Regions from separate parts of the Homo sapiens genome. Here all the other regions are linked to region 3. Evidence: read pairs that join two places in POLR2A ChIA-PET (ENCODE). Cell type or tissue: PC-9. All regions are shown on one strand. Region 1 overlaps RAP1GAP (RAP1 GTPase activating protein). Region 2 overlaps HSPG2 (heparan sulfate proteoglycan 2). Region 3 overlaps USP48 (ubiquitin specific peptidase 48).

The links. ChIA-PET counts read pairs that join two places held together with the same protein. Peaks named below come from ENCODE experiments on the same cell type or tissue, not always from the same donor. Only the 100,000 strongest peaks of a DNase experiment are listed, where the experiment ranks them.
Region 1: POLR2A ChIA-PET joins it to region 3 with 19 read pairs; 4 of 35 experiments call an interaction of 5 or more read pairs at or near these places.
Region 2: POLR2A ChIA-PET joins it to region 3 with 25 read pairs; 2 of 35 experiments call an interaction of 5 or more read pairs at or near these places.

The regions. Positions count from the first base shown.
Region 1 is chr1:21,622,723-21,630,722 of GRCh38, forward strand. It overlaps RAP1GAP (RAP1 GTPase activating protein), which reads right to left. Exons shown (of 25, transcript NM_002885.4): 3 at 3,582-3,675. Among named protein-coding and RNA genes, the nearest start is that of LINC02596, 40 kb to the left of the region's middle. In PC-9, no CTCF peak of the experiment used is centred here; DNase peaks (open chromatin) are centred at 4,379 and 6,459; H3K4me3 peaks cover 686 bases; H3K27ac peaks cover 4,639 bases.
Region 2 is chr1:21,873,329-21,881,328 of GRCh38, forward strand. HSPG2 (heparan sulfate proteoglycan 2) reads right to left here. Exons shown (of 97, transcript NM_005529.7): 15 at 7,328-7,507; 16 at 7,035-7,231; 17 at 6,779-6,926; 18 at 5,666-5,793; 19 at 5,249-5,335; 20 at 5,105-5,163; 21 at 4,858-4,925; 22 at 3,184-3,324; 23 at 2,901-3,077; 24 at 2,535-2,714; 25 at 2,301-2,419; 26 at 1,563-1,674; 27 at 1,288-1,401; 28 at 1,078-1,205; 2 more. Among named protein-coding and RNA genes, the nearest start is that of HSPG2, 60 kb to the right of the region's middle. In PC-9, no CTCF peak of the experiment used is centred here; no DNase peak of the experiment used is centred here.
Region 3 is chr1:21,760,968-21,768,967 of GRCh38, forward strand. All of the region lies in intron 1 of USP48 (ubiquitin specific peptidase 48), which reads right to left. Among named protein-coding and RNA genes, the nearest start is that of USP48, 18 kb to the right of the region's middle. RefSeq lists an enhancer at 935-1,014. In PC-9, no CTCF peak of the experiment used is centred here; a DNase peak (open chromatin) is centred at 3,994; H3K27ac peaks cover 1,770 bases.

The DNA.
Region 1 (8,000 bases), 140 kb before region 3:
TGCGTCGGGCTCCCCGAGGGGGCCCCCCACTCGGTTCTCCCCAGCGCGCCCCCACCTCACTTTCTCCATCTTCCCAGGCTCTGGGTACCCCGCCTCGGCATCAAGGACAGGGTTGGGTTACCTTGCAGACAGAGGGCTTTTCTTGAGCACCTACTTAATGCTGGGCCCTTCGCATGTGTCGTAATCTCGTCACAGCCCAGGAGGTACAAATGTCATCTCCATTATACAGATGAGAAGCCGGTTCCAAGAGGTGAAATAGCTTGCCCGAGACCACACAGTCAGGAAGAAGTCAAAGTGGAATCCAGAGAAAGGCCTGGTGCTACTCTTTGGGGTCTGTCCCTTTTCCTCCTCCTCTCCTCCATCCTGCTTCCCATGCCTCACAGTGGCTGGCCTGCTCCGTCCCTTCCCCCGCCCTAGCTGCCCCAGATCCTGGGGGAGATGGCCACAGCACCTAGGGAGGGGCTGCCAGGCCCGTGGTATGGAGGAAAGGACCCAAGTAGATTTTGGGACATGTGGATTCTAGCTACAACTTGCTGAGTGGCCTTGAGTGAGTCCCTGCCTCCTCTCTGGACCTCAGTTTCCCCATCTTTAAAATATAAGGACTCTGTAGGCCCTTCCAGCTGGCTCTGCAGTGTGTCCCTGGCCTGGTATAGCCACTGTACAGCAGGGACAGGGACAGGGCCTTGCTACCACTTCCTCCAGACAGATGTTGGGAACACAGCAAATGCTTCCTGAACTGTGGCCAAGCAGACACAGCTGCTTTGGATGTTGCGGGGGCAGGGCTGCCCACCAGCTCAGAGCCATACCTCTGTTCAGCTTCCTGAAAGAGCTGCCAGTGGCTGCCCACCACCCTCCAGCCCCAGAACTAAGGGCTCCTGGAAGGAAAGCACTGTGCCCTCCCTTTCCCCCTAGACCTGGCCTTGAATCAGGTTTGGGCCTGGAGAGCCAGCAGGAACTCTGGAGATGGGTGTTCCAGACACGGTGTAGCTTTGGTTTTAATAATTAACAACAGCAAATATTGATTTATGCAGCCACTTCCAGGCCTGAATGCTTCCGGGCACCCATCGAAATCCAGCCAGAGAAACATCCATTCCCACACTGCCCCCGGGGGAGGCGAGACCTGCTCACAGCACTGGAGATGGCTGTGTGCCAGGTGGCATGGAAGGTGTGTGCACATATGCGTGCAGCCATGTGTGCGTGTGTGTGAGACTCCACGACCGGATGTGGCTGTATGTATGTGGGCATACTGTCTTTCTGTGTGTATGGGAATGCCTTGGTATGGGAATTTGTGTTTGTACATGTGTATCTCATGCATGTGCAAGTCTCTGAATATATTTACAGACCAGTGGCTGTGGCTGTGTGTTTTGTGTCTGTGACTCTGTCCCCATATGTAGGTGTGGGTAGGCTGTGTATGTACGTGTGTGCAGGTTTCTGAATCCCCGAGTGGAGAAACCCCTGTAGGGAGGAGGGAAGGAGGGTCCTGGGTAGCTCGATGCCTGTACAAATGTGGGGCCTGAAGGGAGGAGAATGTCCCTTCTGGGTGCCCTGTCCAGCCCTGGGAATGTAATGACGCTGATAAGAGCTCAGCTTCCTAATTTCTACTTTCCAAAGTACTTTCACCCAATTGCAAGCTGGCAAGGCAGGTAGAGAAGAAACTGTCACCTCTGTTTTACAGATGAGGAACCTGAGGCCCAGAGACGGGCAGGGATTTGCCCACTGGCAGAGGAAGGTCACCTGCCCTTCAGATGGATGCCATCCATGTTATAAATGTGCACAGAGCTAGGGGCACCAGGGGAGGGGAATGGAGAATATGTCACAGGCCTGTGTTCCCTCAGCCCAGCACTGGCTTGCTGGAGACCCCAGATGAATCATTCAGTCTCTCTAGCCCCTGGTTTCCTCTCCTGTCAAAGGAGGATGGTCCACAGACTCTTGATTCTGAGGTGGGGGTGGGCTGTCGGGAAGGGAAGGTTCAGAGCCCGCTGTCTGAGCTGTGTTGGCACAAACGGAGGCTTCTAGCCAGACTGGGTGGAAGCCAGGAAGCCCGAGGGGAGGCAGCTTTTCAATAATCCGAGAAGGCCAACCCCAGGCTGTCTAGCACGCAGGGCCCAGGGCTATGGGCTGCTCTCTCTCTCTCTCGTCTCCTGATGGGAAGACTGAGGCCCAGGGAGGGGAAGCTGTGGTCCGAGGGCATACAGCCCTTGGTGAGAACCCAGGGCTCCTCCTGAGATGCTCAGGGGAAGAGGGACTGGGAGCTTCATTCATGAACCCAGCTGTCAAGTGAGGGCTGCCATTGAGTCTCTCCCTTCCTGCCAAGCCCCGGATCCACATGCCCCAGTCTTGGGCTGTTGCCCAGACAGAGAAAACAGGAGTCAGTCTCAGGAATCTCCTGCTGCTGCTCCCAGCAGCCCCACGTGGCACCCCCATGAAGGTGGTGGCCCCACATATGGACACCATTCCTTGGCCATCTGCCCTCCCAGCCTAGGCAAGGTACGTGGCCTTTATTCCAGGCCAGAGCTCTCAGGGAGGAGCCTGGTGGATTTTGCCTCTGCTATTTTCTGGCTGTGTGACCTTGGGAAGACCACTTTACTTCTCTGATCTCCTGCATCCTCAACTAGATAATGCCTACTACCCAAGGTTTACTAAAAGGACCAGGTGGCATGATGTCTGTGGGTGTGCTTTAGAAACTGCAAAAAGTACTGCAAAAGTGAGAGCTTGTCACCCCTGCATCAGAGAGGCCCTAACACCAGGCCCTCTGGTCAGACAGCTTGCATCCGGTCGTGGCCCCACCACATCCAACCTGAGTGACTTCGGGCAAGTGACTGAACCTCTCTGAGCCTCAATTTTCTCATCTGCAAAATGGGACTGATTATAGTAGCTATCACATAGTCCAAGGATGAGATGAAATACTGCAAATAAAGCATTAAGTACTCTCTTAGTACACAGTAAGTCTCAATAAATATTAGAGGTTATTTCTGCTATTTGATGTCCTGCATACATTGTTCAGTTATCTATTGCTTTACTGGACTGTGGCTCCTTGAGAGCAGGATCTGTATCAGATTGGTTTCTGGTCGCTTGGCACCCAGCACAAGGCTTGGCATGAAGCAGGTACTGGGCAAACGTTTGATTTTAACGATAATGATAGAGGCTCGTTGACAGGGCTCTTGCTCTGTGCCGGATGCTGTGCCTGGGCCGCCCTGTCTGTACTTTGCAGCAATCTTCACAATGACCCTGTGAAGTGGGTCCTCTCATTGCACCTGGTTTACAGATAAGGAGACTGATGGTGACGTTGATTGTGGAGATGATGAAGATAGCTGGGGGGCTGGTTTATTCCCAGCTGTTTTGCTTAGATTCGCCCTAAGCCCCTCCCTGCCACAGTCTACAGACCTAGGTTCAACGTTTGTGACTGCACCAGCCTCACCCCGGGCTCAGGAGTGGCAACCCCTTAGGAGCTAAACCCCATCAGCATCTGCCTGAACATTTTACCTTTGCCCAAAAGTCATTCTTGGGCCTTTCCCAGCCCTGGGCATGTGTCGGAGGTAGGGGGCAGACCAGGGGCCGTAGGTATGGAGGGGGACACTTACCTTAGGGTAGAGTGAAGGAGTATAGGAGGGAACTAAGTTCACTCGTGACAGGTCTAGTGCCTGAGGGAAGTGCTGGTTCTGCCCATCGCTCCTCCTGGAAGAGAAAGAGTCTGAGGTCAGGGAGAGCCCCAAGCCAGGAAATTTGGGAACTCTGGGAGAGTCACTCTCAGAGCTGGGGGATGTGAGGGAGGATAGACTTCACGGAGGAGAGGGTCATGGGTTCCCCAAGAGGAGGGAGAGGAGGGGCTTCATTAGCAGGGCTACCACACAGGCTTCTCCTTCCCCGGAGATCAGAGACGTGGACAGGGTCTCTCCCCAAGCTCTCCATTAGGCCTCCAGCCAAGCAGTGACCTACTCTGAAGATGAGTAGACTGAGGCAGGGGCACTGAGGGTTGCTGTGGAGGGTGAGCTTTCTGGACTAAGCAGGGTGCCCCCGCCTCTACAATGGACCCCTCCCTGAGCCTCTGGGAGTAGCCGCCTTGGCATTGAGGGGCTACCAGGGCTACCGCTATTACGAATGACAGTGACCGTGACCATAACTGACGCTCATTGGGCCTACCACATGCCAGGCCCTGTGCTGAGCCCTCGTTCTAGGCCCGAGGGCATGGCCTCCTCACCACACTGGTATTCCCACTTTACAGACAGGACCCAGCTGTGCACAGAGGTCACACGGCTGGCCGGCAGCAAAGCTAGCATCTGCATGAGACCTGCCTGAGTCTAAGCCCGGACTCTCTGCCCACACCACACCCTTCCCTGAGGAAAGAAAGCAGGTCTGGCGAGGGTGAAGTCAGCTCCTATCACCCTAAAAAGCCTGCCGAGGCCACCTCTGGGGCAGGGAGAGGAAATGCCCAGTGGTTCCCGGGATCCTGGGGCTGGGCAAGCAGGCCTGGCTTCCGCTGCTGCCTAGGGCCACCCTGACGTGGCTGCACCTCTGCTCAGGTCCCATCAAGAGAGGCTGGTCCCTCGAGGGTGACTCAGATGATCGCTGGTGGCCTACAGCAGGCTTGAGTCAGGCAGAGCCGGGGCTGCCACACCCCAAGAGGGGAAGGACCCGAAAAAGTCTGGCCCAGGAAGAAGACTGAGAAAGCTGTGAGCCTCCCTTCTTCTTTTTTTTTTTTTTTTTTTTTTATGACAGAGTTTCGCTCTTATTCCCCAGGCTGGCGTGCAAATGGCTTGATCTCGGCTCACTGCAACCTCTGTCTCCCGAGTTCGAGCGATTCTCCTGCCTCAGCCTCCTGAATAGCTAGGATTGCAGGCATGCGCCACCATGCCTGGCTAATTTTGTATTTTTAGTAGAGACGGGGTTTCTCCATGTTGGTCAGGCTGGTCTCGAACTCCCGACCTCAGGTGATCTGCCCGCCTCAGCCTCCCAAAGTGCTGAGATTATAGGTGTGAGCCACTGCGCCCAGTCTGAGCCTCCCTTCTAATTCCACTCAGCCCAGCTACTCCAGCAGGAGAAATGGCCCGGAGGAACCATCCACAGCCCCACTTATGCACTGGAGGCCTCTCCACCTCCCAGGAGTGATGGCATCTTACAAGAGGGGTCTGCGCTGGGCAATGCTTGACCCAAAAGGACAGATATGGTGGCAGTGGCATTTCAAGCCTGTGGCATCAGTGTGGGGGAGATAGTCTCAGACACTGACTGGCTAGGTGAGCTTGGGTTAGTGACACAGCCTCTCTCAGCCTCAGTTTCCAAAAACATTCATCGCAGAGCCTGGGCAGCTCATGGGAATTCACTCAATGAAAACTTTCACATCATTTGTTCATGGTAAACTCTGGCTCCCCAAGTTTCACTATTTGTTGAATGACTGAATGAATGAATGAAGGTTGGGAGTCACTGAAGGGTTGTGAGCAAAGGAACATCCCTACGCACAGGTTCCTGCATATTGCAGGGTACACTGACATGGGGAGAGTCTGGAGTGGGAGGGTGGGGACTAAAGAGAGGTCCATAGAAATAGTTACCGGCAGGCTGGGCGTGATGGCTCACACCTGTAATCCCAGCACTTTGGGAGGCCAAGGCGGGCAGATCACCTGAGGTCAGCAGTTCAAGACCAGCCTGGCCAACCATGGCCAATATGGTGAAACCCCATCTCTACTAAAAAAAAAAAAAAAAAAAAAAAAAAAAAAAAATACAGGCTGGGCGTGGTGGCTCACACCTGTAATCCCAGCACTTTGGGAGGCCGAGGTGGGCAGATCATGAGGTCAAGAGATCCCGAGAACATCCTGGCCAACATGGTGAAACCCCGTCTCTACTAAAAATGCAAAAATTAACTGGGCATGGTGGTGCACGCCTATAGTCCCAGCTACTTGGGAGGCTGAGGCAGGAGAATCGCTTGAACCCGGGAGGCGGAGGTTGCAGTGAGCTGAAATTGCGCCACTGCACTCCAGCCTGGCGACAGAGTGAGACTCCATCTCAAATAAAAAAAATACAAAAATTAGCTGGGCACAGTGGTGGGCACCTATAACCCCAGCTACTTGGGAGGCTGAGGCAGGAGAATTGCTTGAACCTGGGAGGCAGAGTTTGCAGTGAGCTGAGATCACACCACTGCACTCCAGCCTGGGCTCCAGAGGGAGACTCCACCTCAGAAAAAAAAAAAGGAGGGGGGAAGGGAGGAAGGGAGGGAGGGTGGCTTCCAGGCAATTCCACTGAGGCTCCCATGGGGACTCTTTAGTGAGACCTACTATGTGACTGGGACTGCGTCAAGCATATACTCTCCCCCAACTACTGTGCAGGAAGGTTGGTGTTATTTCTCTCCATTTTCACAGATGGAGAAGCTGAAGCTCAGAGAGGTGAAGCCACTTCCCCTAGCGAATGGGGGATGGAGCTGGAATTTAAAGTACATGCCCTAGAGGAAGTAGGGATCCTGCAGTGGGGTGGAGGGCAGAGGCTGCCTGGGGGTCAGGAAGTCCTGGGGTAGAAGCCCGGTAAAGCTGGAGTGCTGGGTGCGGCCGTGGCTGCCCAGTGGCGGCTGTTGCTTGTGATCAGGCTAGTCCAGCGGTGCCCTTCTGTCTTCCCCTAGGCTCATATGATAGCCATGCAGCAGTCCCTGACAAACCCCCTTCCAGAACCCTCTCTGCCTCAGTCTCCCCATGTGTAGGTGTCCATTTCACTCAGGATTGCTCATGTGGGTGCAGAACCAGAGCGGCCTCTGAAGGCCAGGGTGCTCTGGCTTGCACCTGGGACCCCATCCCAGGGCCCTTGGCTCTCCAGTTCCTGGCTGGCCACAGTCCTGTCCCCCGAAGGCAACTCCACCTAAAAAGCCACTGCTGAGGCCGTAAGGGGCAGGGGAAGGGAGGGGCTCCAGGATGGGGACAGAGAAGGAAACTGGAGGCTCTGGGCACTGCCTGTCCATCCATCCCCAGACCTGAAGGGGTAGAAGAGGGACAGGAATGACAAAGCCACGTCCTGCCGGGCGTCTTGCATAATCTAATTTAATCCTCACAGTTCCCCAAAGAGGCAGATGTTCAGAAACCTCCTGCTTTCCACACGAAGCTCAGAAAGGTGCGTTAACTTGCCCAAGCTCACACAGGCAATGAGGCAGGCCAGGCATTTGGACACAGGTTTGTTGACTTCAGAGCCCAAGATCTGAACTTTATAACATGTACGTCCAATCCTGTGGACCTCCCCACAGAGCCTTACGACTTCCAGCTCAGGAACACGATCCAGCACCTCAAGTCAAGTCGGAAAGGTAATAGTAACAACAGCAACGGCCGACACAGCTGATACAGAGCTTACTATGTGCAGGCTCTGCTCTACTTTATTGTATTAACTCATTTAATTTGCATTTTTCAAAGGAGGGAACTAAGACACAGAGAGGTTAAGTAACTTGTCCAAGGTCACACACAGTAAATGAAAGTCTGAAGATTTGACCTCCCCCAACATCTGGTTGCAGTGCCCTTAACACTATACCACTGACACTTAGTAAATAGTAGTTGCTCAATAAATACTTTTTTCTTTTTCCCTTTTTTTTTTTTGTTTTTTGAGACAGGATCTTGCTCTTGCTGCCCAGGCTGGTGTGCAGTGGCGTGATCAAAGCTCACTGCAGCCTTAAACTCCTAGGCTCAAGCCATCCTCCCTCCTCAGCCTCCCAAGTTGCTGGGACTACAGGCACCACCATGCCCAGCTAATTTTAGTAGAGATGAGGTCTCCCTATGTTACCCAGGCTGGTCTGGAACTTCCGGGCTCAAGAGATCCTCCCACCTCAGCCTCCCAAAGTGCTGCGATCACAGGAATGAACCACTGCCCCTGACCTTTTGTTGTTGTTAAGAAATGGGGTCTTGCTCTGTCACCCAAGCTGGAGTGCAGTGGCATGATCATGGCTCACTGCAGCCTTGAACTGCTGGGCTCAAGTGATCCTTCCCCCTCGGCCTCCTAGTAGCTGGGACTACAGGTGTGTGCTCGGCTAATTAAAAATAAAT
Region 2 (8,000 bases), 110 kb after region 3:
GGACTCTGGGTAACCCGACCCCAATGACCTCCCCAATCCTACTCACTCTGGCATGGCTGGCCCTGGCTGGGGTTGCCATAGTAGCCAGGGGCGCACCTGCAGAGAGAAAAAGCCTCTGATGAATTTTGGATGAAGGGAAGCAGAACCCCAGGGCTGGGCTGAGGGCCCCATATTGAATTCAATGGCCTCATGCACTGGAAGAAAAGAAGAGCCTGACTCGCCCATGTTACGGGGAAACTGGGCAGAGAAGAGCAGGGACGTGCCCTGGACCGCACAGCCAGTGAATTGGGGCAGGTAGGAACCCAGGAGTTTCAGAAAGAAGCAGGGGTTTTGTGGGAAGACTCTGGCCTGGCTGGGGCAGGGGGCCAGGGGGCTGAAGGTGAACCGCAGGCTAGGATGTGTGTCTGAGGGTCTTGAATTCTGGGCTAGAGGTTGAGTCTCCCGAGGAGGGGAGCTGACTGTCTTCTGGGGCCTGTGCGAGGTTAAGAGCGAGAGGCATCCCTGATTCCTCTGGGTTGGGAGCGCTGGGCCCTGCCTGAGGATTCCAGGGACACCCCCTGTGCGCATCCCCCCACCCTCTCCACCCCCTGCCTCACCTCTCACAGTGACGCCCACTGTGGCCTGGGGAGCACGCATCACAGGTGGGGTGGCCGTCTGTGTCCAGAAAACAAGTGTGGGCAGCCCTGAGTGTGGGGGCAGATTTCTAGTCAGGAACGCAGTGGCTCCTTCCTCTCCCCCGATCCTCCTTCAGGACCAGGGGAGAGGGGAGGGGAAGAACAGGCATGTGAACTCATGTGTCCTCAGTGCCACTGCATGCCTGGCACTGTGCTAAGAGTTCCACATGCATAGCCTCATTCAACTCTCACACAAGGGGCTGAGGAGGGTGGACTACCCCATTTCACAGATGAGGCAGCTGAGGCCCTGAAAGTGAAGTGTATCTCACACCAAGTGACACTGAGCAGGCAGTAAGGCCAGGATTTAACCACTGCCTCTCAGAAGGGCCCTGGATGAAGCGGGTGTGGGAGCGGGTGGTAGACATTTCAGGGAAGGGCAGGTGCAGGCAGGGACTGGACGCACTGGCCGGCAGCAGGGTCTCCGTAGCAGGGGCACAGCTGGCAGTCCTGTGGTGTCCCCCGCTGGGCGTCCCCGTAGTATCCTGGCTGGCACTGCTCACACCGAGGGCCCTCCGTGTGATGCTGGCAGCCCTGGAGGAGCAGGATGTGAGTTGAGGCTGGGCCTCCAGAGGCCACAGATTGCTGGGGTGGGCGGAAGGAGGGCGGGACTTACCTGGCAGGCACCTGTTTCTGGCTCGCAGGCCTCTGAGTGGCCATGGCAGCTGCAGCGTTCACAGGTACCCAGGTAGAGGCCACTGGGCGTGCGTGTGTAGCCTGTGTCACAGTCCTGGGGGCAGAAAGATGGCAGTGGGAGGGACTTCCGAACACGGCCCATTCAGGTAGGGGCACTGGATGGCCAGGGCTGGGGAGGTGTGGAGGGCTCATGGAGAAGGAGCGGGAAGCACCATGGAGGGGGCTGGCTGGGCTGGCGTGGGGCCCAGGACTCACCTGGCAGGACGGCCCACGGTACCCGGGTGGGCAGGAGCACTGTTCCACTTCCAGCGCGGGGTCCTGGCCGGTTTCCTCGGGCACAGCCACGTCCATGCTGATGCCAGAGACCCTGGGCGTGACAAGACCCAGCGTGAATAGGAGTGCTGGCTCTGTGCCAGGCACGCCTGGAGTCCTCCACTGGCAGGGTCTTATTAGTCCTCCCGACAGCCCTGTCACAGTGCTGCTGGGGCCCTGTCCAGATCTCCAGAGGCTGCGAGGACCGTGGCAAACAGCTGTTACCTGCAACTTACTCCAAACCATCACCCTTCCTCACCTGGAGAGGTTATACCACCTCGTTCCCCTGGGGTCCCCAATGACAGGCTGATACAGGCTACAAGAGCCCACGGGCCTGAAAGAACGATCACTCTCCGGCGAATGACTCTCCAGAGCTCCCTGTGGGCTGAGGCTGGGGCTAGACTTGACCTGAAACCATATCCCTGCATGGCCCCTCCCCCCTCCTGCGTCCCTCTCCTTGTGAATCACATGCACCCCAATCCCCGTCTCAGGCTTCTTTCTAGGGAGCCTGGCCCCAGACCAGCCTGTATGGGAGACATTGTTAAGACTCTCCGTTTTACAGACAGGGAAAGTGAGGCACAAAAGGGTCACACAGTCTGTAAGTGGCTGTGCTGTACTGCACCGCTTAGATGGAGCCCCTCCCCAAGCCCATGCTGGTCCTCCTGCCCCGGCTCCAGACACCTGCTCTCAGCGGGCTGCTGGGCGTAGGATGCTCGGATCAGGAGGGTGTCGATGCCTGCCAGTGCCATCAGCAGGTGCTCCCGTGTGGCTGGCTGCCCATCGGGCCGCTGCCATGCTTGCTGCCAAGGAGAGGACACATGTGCTCAGCCCCTGACGTCCTGGAGTATTGAATGCCGGAGAGGCAGGAGCAAGGGCCTGCCCGCACCCCTACCCCCAGGGGACAGTATTGCTCACCTCCCGGAAAGGCACAATGAAGGTGCTGGGCTGGCCGGGGCTGGGCTCCTGGGCCACATGGTGCTCTAGGATGATGTTGTTACCTTGCAGCACCACCAACGGCTGCCCGTGCAGGGGTGTGGAGCCCGGCTGGGACCTCTGGGTCACTGTGAAGCGCAGCTCTCCTCCATAGGAGGTCACCTGGGACCAGGGTTAGACAGGAGCTTGCGGAGGCCTGAATTCGGGCCCTGTCACTGCTCCAGCCACCTTTTCCATGCAGTGTATCTCACTATTCTCCCAAGGCACCACGACCCTCCCGCCTCCAAGCCTTTGCCTGCGCTGTTCCTGCTGCCTGGAGTTTCCTTTGCCTTTCCACCCACTACCCACCTTGTCCCCCAGGAAGCGTGAAGGGAGGCTCCAGAAGTAGGGTCCAGATAAGAGTCTGTGGAAGGAGGAGAATCCCAGTTCCCCGGGCGTGGGGGAGAAGATGCCCTCGTTGGTGGTGTGGGTGCTTGCGGCGTTGGTCAGGCTGAAGTGACCAGGCTCCTCAGAGGCCCCATGCAACTGGGAGGAGGAGAAAGGGCTGGGATGGGGGCCGTGGCCTGGGACTGGCGCTTGGTCCATCCGGCCCAGGGCTTGGCGGTCCTGCCCGCCCACCTTGCAGAGGTACCTGGGCACGGCTCCATGAAGAGCTGGTGCAGTGGCGACTGACACCCATGCAGAAGCACTTGAGGCAGCCATCGGGGTTTCGGGTACTCAGGTGGAAAGAGCCGTCAGCACATTCATTGCACAAGCGCCCCACCACATTGTTCTGCAGGCACAGAGTTGGAGCTGAAGGACAGCCCATGGGAGAGGCTGCCTGGAGCTCTGGCCGAATCCACCCTCAGTCCAGATAAGAACCCAAGACCCAGGGGAGCCACTGAAAGAGCACATGTGGCTGGGCGCGGTGGCTCACGCCTGTAATCCCAGCACTTTGGGAGGCCAAGGCGGGTGGATCACCTCAGGTCAGGAGTTCAAGACCAGCCTGGCCAACATGGCAAAACCCTGTCTCTATTAAAAATACAAAAATTAGCCTGGCGTGGTGGCACACAGCTGTAATCCCAGCTACTCAGGAGGCTGAGGAAGGAGAATTGTTTGAAACCGGGAGGTGGAGGTTGCAGTGAGCCGAGATCGCGCCACTGCAATCCAGCCTACGCGATGGGAGCGAGACTCCATCTCAAAAAAAAAAAAAAAAAGAAAAGAAAAGAAAAGAAAGAGCACATGTATGAGGCGTCATTGCCATCTGAATAGTAATTCCCACTTAACAAGCACTTAGGCAAGCATTTTTCCCTTTTCTCTTTGGCTGCCAGGGGGTTCACCAATAAATTTAGACTTGAAATACAGCGACTTGATTGAAATAATTGCTGCTTCTATTTATGGAGTGTTTCACGCACTGTTCTGCTTTCCATTCGACATCACCTCATTTAACTCCCCTAAGGACCTTGAGAGGTAGGTGATACCTTCATCCTTCACATGAGGAAACAGAGGCTCAGGGATGTGAAATGACTTGCACAAAGTTACTCAGCTTGCCCATCCACTCTGGGATTTAAGACCAGGAGTGCCTGACTCCAGAATCCATCCATTCTTTTTTACACCGACACTTGATACTCACATTCTTTTTTTTTTTTTTTTTTTGAGACGGAGTTTCAGTCTTGTTGCCTACAATGGAGTACAGTGGTGCGGTCTCAGCTCACTGCAACCCTGCTTCCCAGGTTCAAGTGATTCTCCTGCCTCAGCCTCCTGAGTAGCTGGGATTATAGGCGCCCGCCACCACGCCTGGCTAATTTTTGCATTTTTAGTAGAGATGGGGTTTCACCATGTTGGCCAGGCTGGTCTTGAACTCCTGACCTCAAGTGATCCACCCACCTCAGCCTCCCAAAGTGCTGGGATTACAGGCGTGAGCCACTGCGCCCGGCCGATGCTCCCATTCCTAACGCAAGTGACCTCCCTTCTCTGAGCCTCCATTTCCTCATTCACAAATTGGGGACACTAATATCTATATCATTGTATCAATGTGACAATGGACAAAGTATGGCAAAAGCAAAGGTACAATGCAGATACAAAGGCTGCATAAAGAATGACTGGGACTTGAACTGTGGTCACCTGACTCCCTAACCAGTGCTCCTTCCCAACGCCAGGCCACCTGTCCTGGTACGGAAGGCCGGTGGGCCAGGTCCACCAGCCTCTGACTGGGTTACCACCCACTGGCCAAGGATCTATGGAGAGGACGGAGCTTCCTTCTTCCTCCTCCCAGCTGTGGTGCTGGGCCCAAGGCCCCTGGGTGGGTGGCAGATGGCACGCGTACCTTACAGCGGCAGGCCTCCCCGGAGGTCCCCATGCTGCCACGCTCGTCACAGCGCACAATCTCCTGGTCTGGGACACAAAACGAGTGTTGGCAGGGCAGGTGGGAATGGGATATACGTGGTCCGGGCAGATAGAGGAACAGTGGCTCCCCAAGGTTCATGAGCTGGGGCAGGGAGGGAGGGTGCCTGGTGTGCAGCCCAGGTTGGGTTGGGAGGTGGGTGTCAGGGGATGGTGGCAGCCATACTCACTGACGGGCCTGCACTTCCCGCCGGGCTGGATGGGGTTGCCCTCGTATCCGGGGGCACAGCTAGGGGAGAGAGGGGGCCGCCATCAGCACTTCCATGACCCCACCCAGGAGCCCCCTTCCTGCAGCCCCCAAGGCTCTCCCTCACCTCTCACAGCGGCGGCCAGTGTAGCCTGGGGCACAGGCGTCACATGTGGCTTGGCCATCCGTGTCCAGGAAGCAAGTGTCTGAGAATCTGCAGGTATCAAGTGGACAGGGCATGGGGCAGGGCTGGGGTCAGGCTTTCTCCTCCCACCCTGGGAAATGACTGCTGTCTACACAGACACAGTGTGCCACGAGGCATGACGCCATCTCCCTGCCCGGCAGCCTCACAGCAACTGTAGGAAGTCAGGGGGCCCATTATACAGAAAAGGAAACAGAGGCCTAGAGAGGTCCAGGAGCATGGGATAACTTAGTGATCAGGTAGAGATCTGAATCCAAGTCTCCTGCCTCCCTGCCCAGAATATTCTCTGGCCTGTTGCACTGTCCCCAGCCAAACCCCCCCTGACCCGGAGCTGGGGCTGACCTGCGGGAGGCATCGATGTATGGGCAAGGGCAGGGCCGGCAGGAAGTGGCCGTGGCCTTCATGGCGTCCCCAAAGAAGCCAGCCTTGCACTTGTTGCACTGTGGCCCCTCCGTGTTGTGCTGGCAATTCTAGAAGAAGGAGGAGGGTATGGCTCAACTTCTAGAGCAGAACTGGGCCAGATGCTGCGGGGGACCTTGGAGGCTGTCTAGCTCAGCCTCCCCATCACGCTGGAGGCACAGCTTTGCAGACAGGGGAGCATCAACTGCAACCACTTATAGATGATGGGGAGCTCATCATCTTACACGGCAGCCTGTCCCATAGATGGTTCCAAATGCCTGCTTTTTATTGACCTAAACCTGCCACCCTCTTCCAATCTGCACCCACTGGCCAGTTCTGCTCTCCAGAGTCTGTTTCTTCTACCCGACACCTTTGCAGGGATTTGGAGATGACAATGCTGCCCTGCTTGAGCCTTTTCTTCTGTCAGCTCCACAATCCCAGCTCTCGCCACTATTCCTAAGAAATAAGGTCCCACCCCAAGGGCTCTTCCCCCTAGAGTTGCCCTCTGCAGGCCATGCTTCTTCATTTGGCACTCTCCAGGATTAGTCTGATGAGGGTGGAGAGGAGGGCCAACACCTCCCTTGTCTGGATGCTGTATCTCTGGGTTGTTTTTTTTTTCTGAGACTGAGTCTTGCTCTGTTGCCCAGGCTGGAGTGCAGGGGCACGGTCTTGGCCTACTGTAACCTCCACCTCCCGGGTTCAAGCGATTTTCCTGCCTCAGCCTCCTGAGTAGCTGGGATTACAGGCGTACGCCACCACGCCTGGCTAATTTTTGTATTTTTAGTAGAAATGGGGTTTCACCATGTTGGCCAGGCTGGTCTCAAACTCCTGACCTCAAGTGATCCACCCATCTAGGCTTCCCAAAGTGCTGGGATTACAGGCATGAGCCACTGCGCCTGACCTATATTTCTGTTATTGCATCCAGAGGTCATGATAGTTCATCTGGCAGTCATGACAGTCATTCTGGAGGCTTGTGCTGAGCTCATGAACACAGGGAATCTCACACATTGTCCCTTCTCCTATTTTAGTGTTCAAGTGTCTGCTGGCACTACTCACCAGGCAGTGGCCATACACAGGGTCACAGGAGCTGGCATGGCCATTGCAATTGCAACCAGAGCAGGTGCCCAGGTAGGGCCCACCAGGCACCCGAGTGAAGTGGGCATCACAGCTCTCGCAGGACAAGCCAGAATAGCCAATGGGGCATCTGTGGGGACAGGACCAAAAGAGTCGCTGCAAGGACGGTGAGGCCCTGCCGTTTCTCCTCTATCCTTGCTAGGGTCTCTGTGGTTCCCAGCCCTGCCGGCTCAGGCACCTGCACTCCTCCACACTGTGGGCACGGCCATGGCTGGTGGCATGGGTGACGGTGGTATCCATGGCGATGTCGCTAAGTCCCACGCTGGCCATCTTGGTGTTGTACACGGTCTGGATGAGCACGGCCTCCAGGCTCTGCAGCACCTGCAGCAGCTCCGCGCGCTGCACCGGCCGGCCAGACTCATGGACCCAGTGCTCCTGGGTATGGGTGAAGGTGGCAGGGGTCACACATCAGTGCCTACCCAGCCTAAATCCCCCTTTGCTCCCAGCCCTAAGGGCTCAGGCGCCACCCACCTCAGAGAACTGGACCTGGCGCTGGTTCAGAGCACCAGGTTGGGTGGGTGTGTGGCCTCGGGAGAGGAGGCGGTACCCGGCACCCATGAGGACCACGTCCGGCCGCTGCACTGGCTCCAGCATGCCACGGGCCAACTCGTAGCGCACGTTGTAACGCAGGGAGCCGCCATAGGAGTCCACCTGGCACAACAGGGTGGATCAGCACGGGCAGCTGTGGGCACACTTGACACCTCGTGCCTATGAGGTGCCTATAGTCTTCCAGCTCCTCCCTCACTCTGCCTACCTGAGACTTACTGTGTGCCAGGCACTGAGCTAGGCACAGGGAAACCGAGATGGGCGAGACTCAGGCCCTGACTCTAGGGTGTTTGGTCCATGGCAGGGTGTGGAATCATGCAGTGCACAGGGTACCCAGGGAAGCCAGTGCGGAGGCACAGAACCCAGCCCAGGCATGGGGGAGTGGTCAGGGAGGGCTCCCGGGAGGAGGGGAGGCCAGCTCTTCTTCCCAAGCCAACAGTGCAGGGGAGAGGTCCTGCCCTGAATGGATGAGCCGCTGCCACAGGGGGCTGCATCGGGGCATGGTAACACCTTTCCCTCCAAGTCTGCCTTGTTGTCCACCAACTGCAGAAGGAGCAGAGCCCACAGGAATTCTTTCCCCACCCAGGGTGGCAGCCCA
Region 3 (8,000 bases):
CTGTTAATCCCAGCTAGTTGGGAGGCTGAGGCAGGAGAACTGCTTGAGCCCAGCAGGGTGAAGGTTGTGGTGAGCCAAGATCACGCCATCGCACTCCAGCCTGGACAACAAGTGGAAACTTTGTCTCAAAAGAAAAAAAAGAAAAAAAAAAAGGAAGGTACAAAACACTGCATATCATGTTGCCATGTTTTTTATTTACAAATGGGGTAAACACACCCGTTTGTTTAGATAGAAGAGTACATTATAAACTGGAAACAACCTTATCGGCAAAGATTATCTCTGTACTTGCCAGCTATAAGTCAGAAGTAAATAACACTCTGAACTTCCTTTTTTTTTTTTTTGAGACTCCCATACTGAAGTGGCATGTTCATGGCTCACTGCAGCCTCTACATCCTGGACTCAAGTAATCCTCCAGCCTCAGCCTCTGGAGTAGCTGGGAGGTGCATGCCACCATACTTGGATAATTTTTTATTTTATTTTTTGTAAAAACAGGGTCTTGCCATGTTGCCCCAGGCTGACCCCATCACTTTTTATACCTTTCAGACTTTGAACAATAAAATGTGTTACATATTCCAAAAATAAGTAAATAATTGTTTTAATGTTCAGTTTAAACATACTGTCTTCTAAAATATAAAAATGAAGCTGGGTGTGGTGGCACATGCTTATAGTGCCAGCTATTCAGAAGGCTCAGGCAGAAGATGGCCTAAGCCTAGGAGTTGGAGGCTGCAATGAACTATGATTGCACCTGTGAACAGCCACTGCACTACAGCCTGGCCAACAAAGTGAGACCCTGTCTCTATTTTAAAACTTTTGAAAAAATAAAAATGAAAACAAGTTCGACCAATTTAAGAACAGTTTTGTCAGCTTATATCAAAGCTAGGAGGGAAAAAAGCTTATTAATGAAATAAAGTAGAACCCATCCACTGTGGGGAGAAGAAGCTAGGGTTTTGTTTTAGTGCTTATAACTCATCTCTAATGGGAAAGGTCTACTATAAGAGAGTTAAAGAAACAAAACTGGCCGGGTGCAGTGGCTCCTGCCTGTAATCCCCAGCACTTTGGGAGACTGAGGTGGGCAGATCACTTGAGGCCAGAAGTTCAAGACCAGCCTGGCCAACATGGCAAAACCCCGTCTCTACTAAAAATACAAAAATGTGCCAAGCGTGGTGGCGTGTGCCTATAATCCCAGCTACTTGGGAGGCTGAAGTGAGAGAACCGCTTGAACCAGGAAGGCAGGGTTTGCAGTGAGCTGTGATCGCACCAGTGCATTCCAGCCAGGCTGGGCAACAGAGCGAGACTCGTCTCAAAAAAAAAAAGAAGAAACAAAACTGATTCTGAGACTGAGAAAAGTAACAGAAAATCTCTCCTGGGAACAGTGACAAGGATATACTAGGAAGGTTCTTTCGAAAGAAAATTACAGCTAGTGGCAATGGACTCTCCCAAAGGTCTTTGGCAGATAGGAAAAAATAGTGTCAGTAACCATGGTGAAAATATACCTCTAAAACAAAGTAGGCACTTATTTTGTCAATCCTTTCAACTCTGCTTTTCAAAGGTGTAATATCAAGTCTTGTTTGTTCACTCCCTCCTCTTGGACAAGTGGGTGGTAAAAATTTTTCACACGGGCCGGGCGCGGTGGCTCACGCCTGTAATCCCAGCACTTTGGGAGGCGGAGGCGGGTGGATCACGAGGTCAGGGGTTTGAGACCAGCCTGACCAACATGGTGAAACCCCATCTCTACTAAAAATACAAAAATTAGCTGGACGTGGTGGCAGGCGCCTGTAATCCTGGCTACTCAGGAGGCTGAGGCAGGAGAATTGCTTGAACCTGGGAGGCGGAGGTTGCAGTGAGCCGAGATCACGCCACTGCACTCCAGCCTGGGCGACAGAGCGAGACTTCATCTCAAAAAAAAAAAAAAAAAAAAAAATTCACACGACCTGGCTGGGGAAACAGATACTCCCATGTGTCAAACACAGACATCATTCTCAGAAAATAGTTCCACTGGATCTGTTTAGATTTTAGTCTCCAGTTCCTGATAGCAAAATAATTCAGACAATGAAGAAAAGGTAGGCTCTCCCTGTCCCCACCCAAAAATCATGCATACTCAACTGGTTCTAAAGCTGGCATCAAAAGGCAAACACAACCTATGGCCTAAATATTACCACAATAAGACTTTCAAAAGCTACTATGAGAAGCTGGGAGCAATCTGTATTATTAGGCCCCACAACACTGGCATTGTTCTTTTTAAATTTTCTTAAATTAATTGCTTGCTAGGTATCACTGAATACGTCTTCAGTCGGCTAGAACACCACCACAGCAGAATGCCAAGTGCAGGTGACCTGTGATAGACTACCACCCCAGGCCAAACCTATGGCTCCCGAGCCTCTATGGCCACACTTCAGGTGGGAACCAAAAAGCCAATGGCGGTGCTTTGCATTAAAAGGGCTTGGGCTTTCTAAACTTCTAAATTGTTGCTAAGCCTTTCATACATAGCCCAATATGGGGGGGCGGGGTTGTGTTTGTTCTCTTACTTGGAGAGGTAAAGAATCTACTTAACAAACACAAATAACAGCTGGGCGCAGTGGCTCACGCCTATAATCCCAACACTTTGAGAGGCCAAGGCGGGCAGATCACCTGAGGTCGGGAGTTCGAGACCAGCCTGGCTGACATAGAGAAACCTCGTCTCTACTAAAAATACAAAAAATTAGCCAGGCGTGGTGGCACATGCCTGTAATTCCAGCTACTCAGGAGGCTGAGGCAGGAGAATCACTTGAACCCAGGAGGCAGAGGGTGCGGTGAGCCGAGATCATGCCATTGCACTCCAACCCTGGTAACTAGAGAGAAACTCTGTTTCAAGAAAAGGAAGGGAGGAAGGAAGGGAGGGAGGGAGGGAGGACGGATGGACAGGCAGACACAAATCACAGTTCTAATTATAAGCTGTTACTTCTAAAGCCAGCCTTAGCAGCACAGCAGAATGCCAACCACAGAGGGCTGTAGCCTCTCCCATTCGTCATTCTCCAATGCCCCTAACTCCATTTTATCCCTCCTTAGGAGTAGGCCCCAGGTATCAAGGATCATTTATCATCATGTGTGTGCCAATTTCCTTACAGTAGAAAAACAGTTATGTGTACCTGTGTCTATCAACTATCAAAACAGATCAAGGAGGTTGAGTGTTTCACAAAATATGAGACAGTGTCTGGGAGCAGTGGTTCACACCTGTAGTCCCAGCAATTTGCAAGGCTGAGGCAGGCAGATCACTTGAGGCCAGGAATTTGACACCAGCCAGGCCAATATGGCGAAAACCCATCTTTACTAAAAATACAAAAAATTAGCCAGGTGTGGTGGCATATGCCTATAGTCCCAGCTGCTCAGGAAGCTGAGACAAGAGAATTGCTTGAACCCGGGAGGCAGAGGCTGCAGTGAGCTGAGATCACGCCACTGCACTCCAGCCTGGGCATCAGAGAGAGACCCTGTCTCCAAAAAAAAAAAAAAGCCTGGGCGCAGTGGGAGGCCGAGGCTGGTGGATTATGAGGTCAGGAGTTCAAGACCAACCTGGCCAAGATGGTGAAACCCTGACTCTACTAAAAATACAAAACTTAGCCAGGTATGGTGGCAGGTGCTTGTAATCCCAGCTACTCTGGAGGCTGAGGCAGAGAACTGCTTGAACCCGGGAGGCGGAGGTTGCAGTGAGCCGAGATCGTGATTGTGCCACCCCACACCAGCCTGGGTGACAGAGTGGCACTCCGTCTCAAAAAAAAAAAAAAAAAAAGACTTGATTACATAGGCATGACTGATTGAATCACTGGCCACTGGAGATTAGCAACCTTTAGTCCTCTCCCCTCCCAGAGGTCAGACTAAAAAGTTCTAAACCTCTCATCGTGGTTGGTTCTCCTGGCAACCAGCCCATGTGGAGGCTACCAAGAGCTCCCAGCCATCAGTCATTTCATTAGCATACAAAAAGACACTTAGTCACTTCAGAGATCCCAAAGGTTTTAGGAGCTGTGCCAGAAGTAGTACAAAGACTAAGCATATATTTCTTATAAATCAAAATATCATATAACCCTGCAGGAAAAATAACTAAAGAAAACATCTCAAAAATGTTAAATGACAACAATGTTTTTGTTTCAATAATTCTACTTCTGGGCACAGGTCCACCAAACTTGAGTAATAACAGCACAATGGCAATGCCATAGTACGATAAGGAATTCAGATAATTTAATGGGTACTTTGTTCCAAGACTGCACTGTATGAGAACACCAACGTGTTAGGCAGAGGATAGGTTCCAAAAGGTTTGGTTATGACGTACTAAGCAGACATCTGCTGTGATTTTAGGCCAGGGACACACTTTGGCAGCAGTAAACAGGACAGACCGGGCGGGGTGTGGTAGCTCATGCCTGTAATCCCAGCATTTTGGGAGGTCGAGGCAGGCGGATCACTTGAGGTCAGGAGTTTGAGACCAGCCTGGCTAATATGGTGAAACCCCGTTCTCTACTAAAAATTCAAAAATGTGCCAGGCATGGTGGCACGCGCCTGTAGTCCCACCTACTCCAGAGACTGAGGCAGAAGGCTCGCTTGAACCCGGGAGGCGGAGGTTGCAGTGAGCCGAGATCACGCCACTGCACTCAAGTCTGGGTGACAGAGCGAGACTCTGTCAAAAAAAAAAAGGGGGGGACAGCCCGAAGCTGAACAAGGCATGAGACGTTCCGAAGCTAAACAAGGTGTGAGACATAACTAACAATTTTTCTAGTGGAAGATGAGGTCTTAAAAAGCCAATTTAGGCCGGGTGTGGTGGCTCACACCCGTAATCCTAGCCCTTTGGAAGGCTGAGGTGAGTGGATCACCTGAGACAGGAGAATAGTTTGAAACTACGAAGCCGAGGTTGCAGTTAGCCGAGATCCCATGGTGCTCCGGCCTGGGCAACAAAGTGAGACTCCATCTCCAAAAAAAAAAAAAAAAAAAAAAAAAAAAAAAAAAAAGGCAATTCAGTGGGAATAGGAATGGAGGAAGTTCAAGCATATTGATGGGAAGAAATCAATAGAACTGGGGACTAATAAGATGCAACAGGCAAGAAAGGAAAGGAGAAATCTGGAATGATGCCCAAAATTGTAACAAAAAGATTTTCCAGGCTGGATGTGGTGGCTCACACCCGTAGTCCCAGCACTCTGAAAGGCCGAGGCGGGAGGATCACTTGAGGCTAGGAGTTCAAGACCAGCCTGGCCAACGTGGCAAAACCCTACTAAACTTCTACTAAGAATATAAAAATTAGCTGGGTTTGGTGGCGAATGCTTGTAATCCCAGCTACTCCAGAGGCTGTCATGAGAATCACTTGAACCCGGGAGGCGGAGGTTGCAGTGAGCTGAGATCATGGCACTGCACCCTAGCCTAGGTGACACAGCACAAAAAAAAACAATGTTCCACAAGTCAAAAATTGTGTTCAGGGAGTAGAAAAGTAGTAGGCTAGGTATCAAAGGGTATGAATGACTAAGTTCCTTCTATAATATATTGACTATAGGTAGGAGATACACTTTCAGTTCTGTTTTGGTAGATCTCCAATGATCTGTCATTTAAGAGTACACACGATGAGTGGAAAATTTATAATCAAAGATTTCACAGTTGCTATGCAGTTCAAAGATTCATCCTTTGAATGGGAAAGGGGGTAGGGATTTCACTCCAAATGGTCATTTACAGAGGTTCTGCTTCTTCCTCATCACCTCTTAGTTTCTTAGTTTTTATTTATTTATTTATGAGATGGAGTGTCGTTCTGTTGCCCAGGCTGGAGTGCACTGCAACCTCTACCTAACGGGCTCAAGACATTCTCCTGCCCGAGCCTCCTGAGACTCATGCCTGTAACCCAGCACTTTGGGAAGCTGAGTCGAGTGGATAACTTGAGGTCAGGAGTTCCAGATCAGCCTGGCCAACATGGCAAAACCCCGTCTCTACTACAAATACAAAAATTAGCCGGCGTGGTGGCGGGCATCTATAAACCCAGCTACTTGGGAGGCTGAGGCAGGAGAATCGCCTGCACCCAGGAGGCGGAGGTTGCAGTGAGCCAAGATCATGCCATTGTACTCCAGCCTGGGTGACAGAGCAAGACTCTGCCTCAAAAAAACAAAAAACAAGAACAACAACAAACAAAATCCATGGCCTCCTGGGCACTCAGGGTGTATAATACTCTACTCCCAGGCTCAGGTGATCTTCCCACCTCAGCCTTCCAAATAGCTGGGACCACAGGCATACGCCACCACACCCGGCTTTTTTGTATCATTTGTAGAGATGGGGTTTAGCCTCATTGCGCAAGCTGGGCTAGAATTCCTTGACTCAGGATTATAGGCATGAGCCACTGTGCCTGGGACCTTTTTTATTTTTATTTTTTGAGACGGTGTCTCGCTCTGTTGCCCAGGCTAGAGTGCAGTGGTGCAGTGGCTCAATCTCAGCTCACTGCAACCTCCACCTCCTGGTTTCAAGTGATTCTCCTGCCTCAGCCTCCCGAGTAGCTGGGACTCCAGGTGTGCGTCACCATGCCCGGCTAATTTTTGTATTTTTAGTAGAGATGGAGTTTCACTATGTTGGCCAGGCTGGTCTCGATCTCCTAACCTCGTGACCTGCCCACCTCGGCCTCCCAAAGTGCTGGGATTACAGGCATGAGCCACCGCGACCCGGCCAGGACTTTTTAGAGAGCTTTTTTTTTTTTTCTAGAGACAGGGTCTCACTACGTTGCCTGCTTACAAATAAATTGTTTTTAAAGAAAAATTTTTTGAAAAATCATTGAAGAAGGAAACTAGTTTACTTAAAACACTAAAGTACAGATTTTCCTGAAAGTGAAAATAAAGGAGAACCATGATAATATAAATTCTAGGTTCTAGTTACTAAAAACTTTACAGTGATTTTCATGTAATGCCTCATGGCATTACTGTATCAAGGTCTCATAAATTAGACATGCAAGAAATAAGCAAATCTAAAAACAGGTCAGGCATGGTGGCTCACGCCTGCAATCCCAGCACTCTGGGAGGCCGAGGCGGGTGGATCACAAGGTCAGGAGATCGAGACCATCCTGGCTAACATGGTGAAACCCCGTCTCTACTAAAAATATAAAAAAGTAGCCGGGCATGGTGGCGGGTACCTGTAGTCCCAGCTACTCAGGAGGCTGAGGCAGGAGAAAGGCGTGAAGCTGGGAGGCAGAGGTTGCAGTGAGCTGAGATTGCACCACTGCACTCTAGCCTGGGCAACAGAACAAGACTCCGTCTCAAAAAAAAAAAAAGAGTTTGCAAAATAGAAAAGTCTCAGCAGGTACCTCACTCAACTCCAATATGGAAAAATTCTCCAGCCCTACAGAGACTGAGCAGTGCATCAAGTCCCTGATTGCTATTTTCCAGGAGGATGCTGGAAAGGATGTCACAACCGCAAACTCTCCAAGAGGGGAGCCCCTCAGTTTCATGAATACAGAACTGGCTGCCCTCACACAGAACCACAAGGACGCTGGTGTCCTTGACCACATGATGAAGAAACTAGACCTCAACTGTGACAGGCAGTTAGATTTCCAAGAATTGCTTAATCTTTTTTGTTTCCCTCATCTCAGACTGAAAAATTTCTTAATCTTATTGGCAGCATGGCCCTAGTTCATCATAAGCCATGACTGTTTTATCATGGCTACCTATTCCCAGAAGCAAATCTAAGGAGGGTCTTGCCTTCAAGCCCCACCCCTTTCAAGCCCCACCCCCCCTTTCCTTCTAGGATCTCAGTCACCATCTTCTCCTCATGGCTCCCATACACCCTAAGCCCAGCATACCCACCACCCGTGTAGGCCACTCCTGCTAGTAGTAATAAAACAGTATCGTTTTGGTTTTGGTTTGTGTTTTGAGGCAGGGTCTTGTTCTGTTGCCCAGGCTGTGGTGCAGCAGTAAAATCATAGCTCACTGCAGCCTGGTCTTCCTGGCCTCAAGTGATCCTCCCGTCTTTGCCTCCCAAACTGCTGGGGTTACTAGCTTAAGCCACTGCACTTGGCCCAA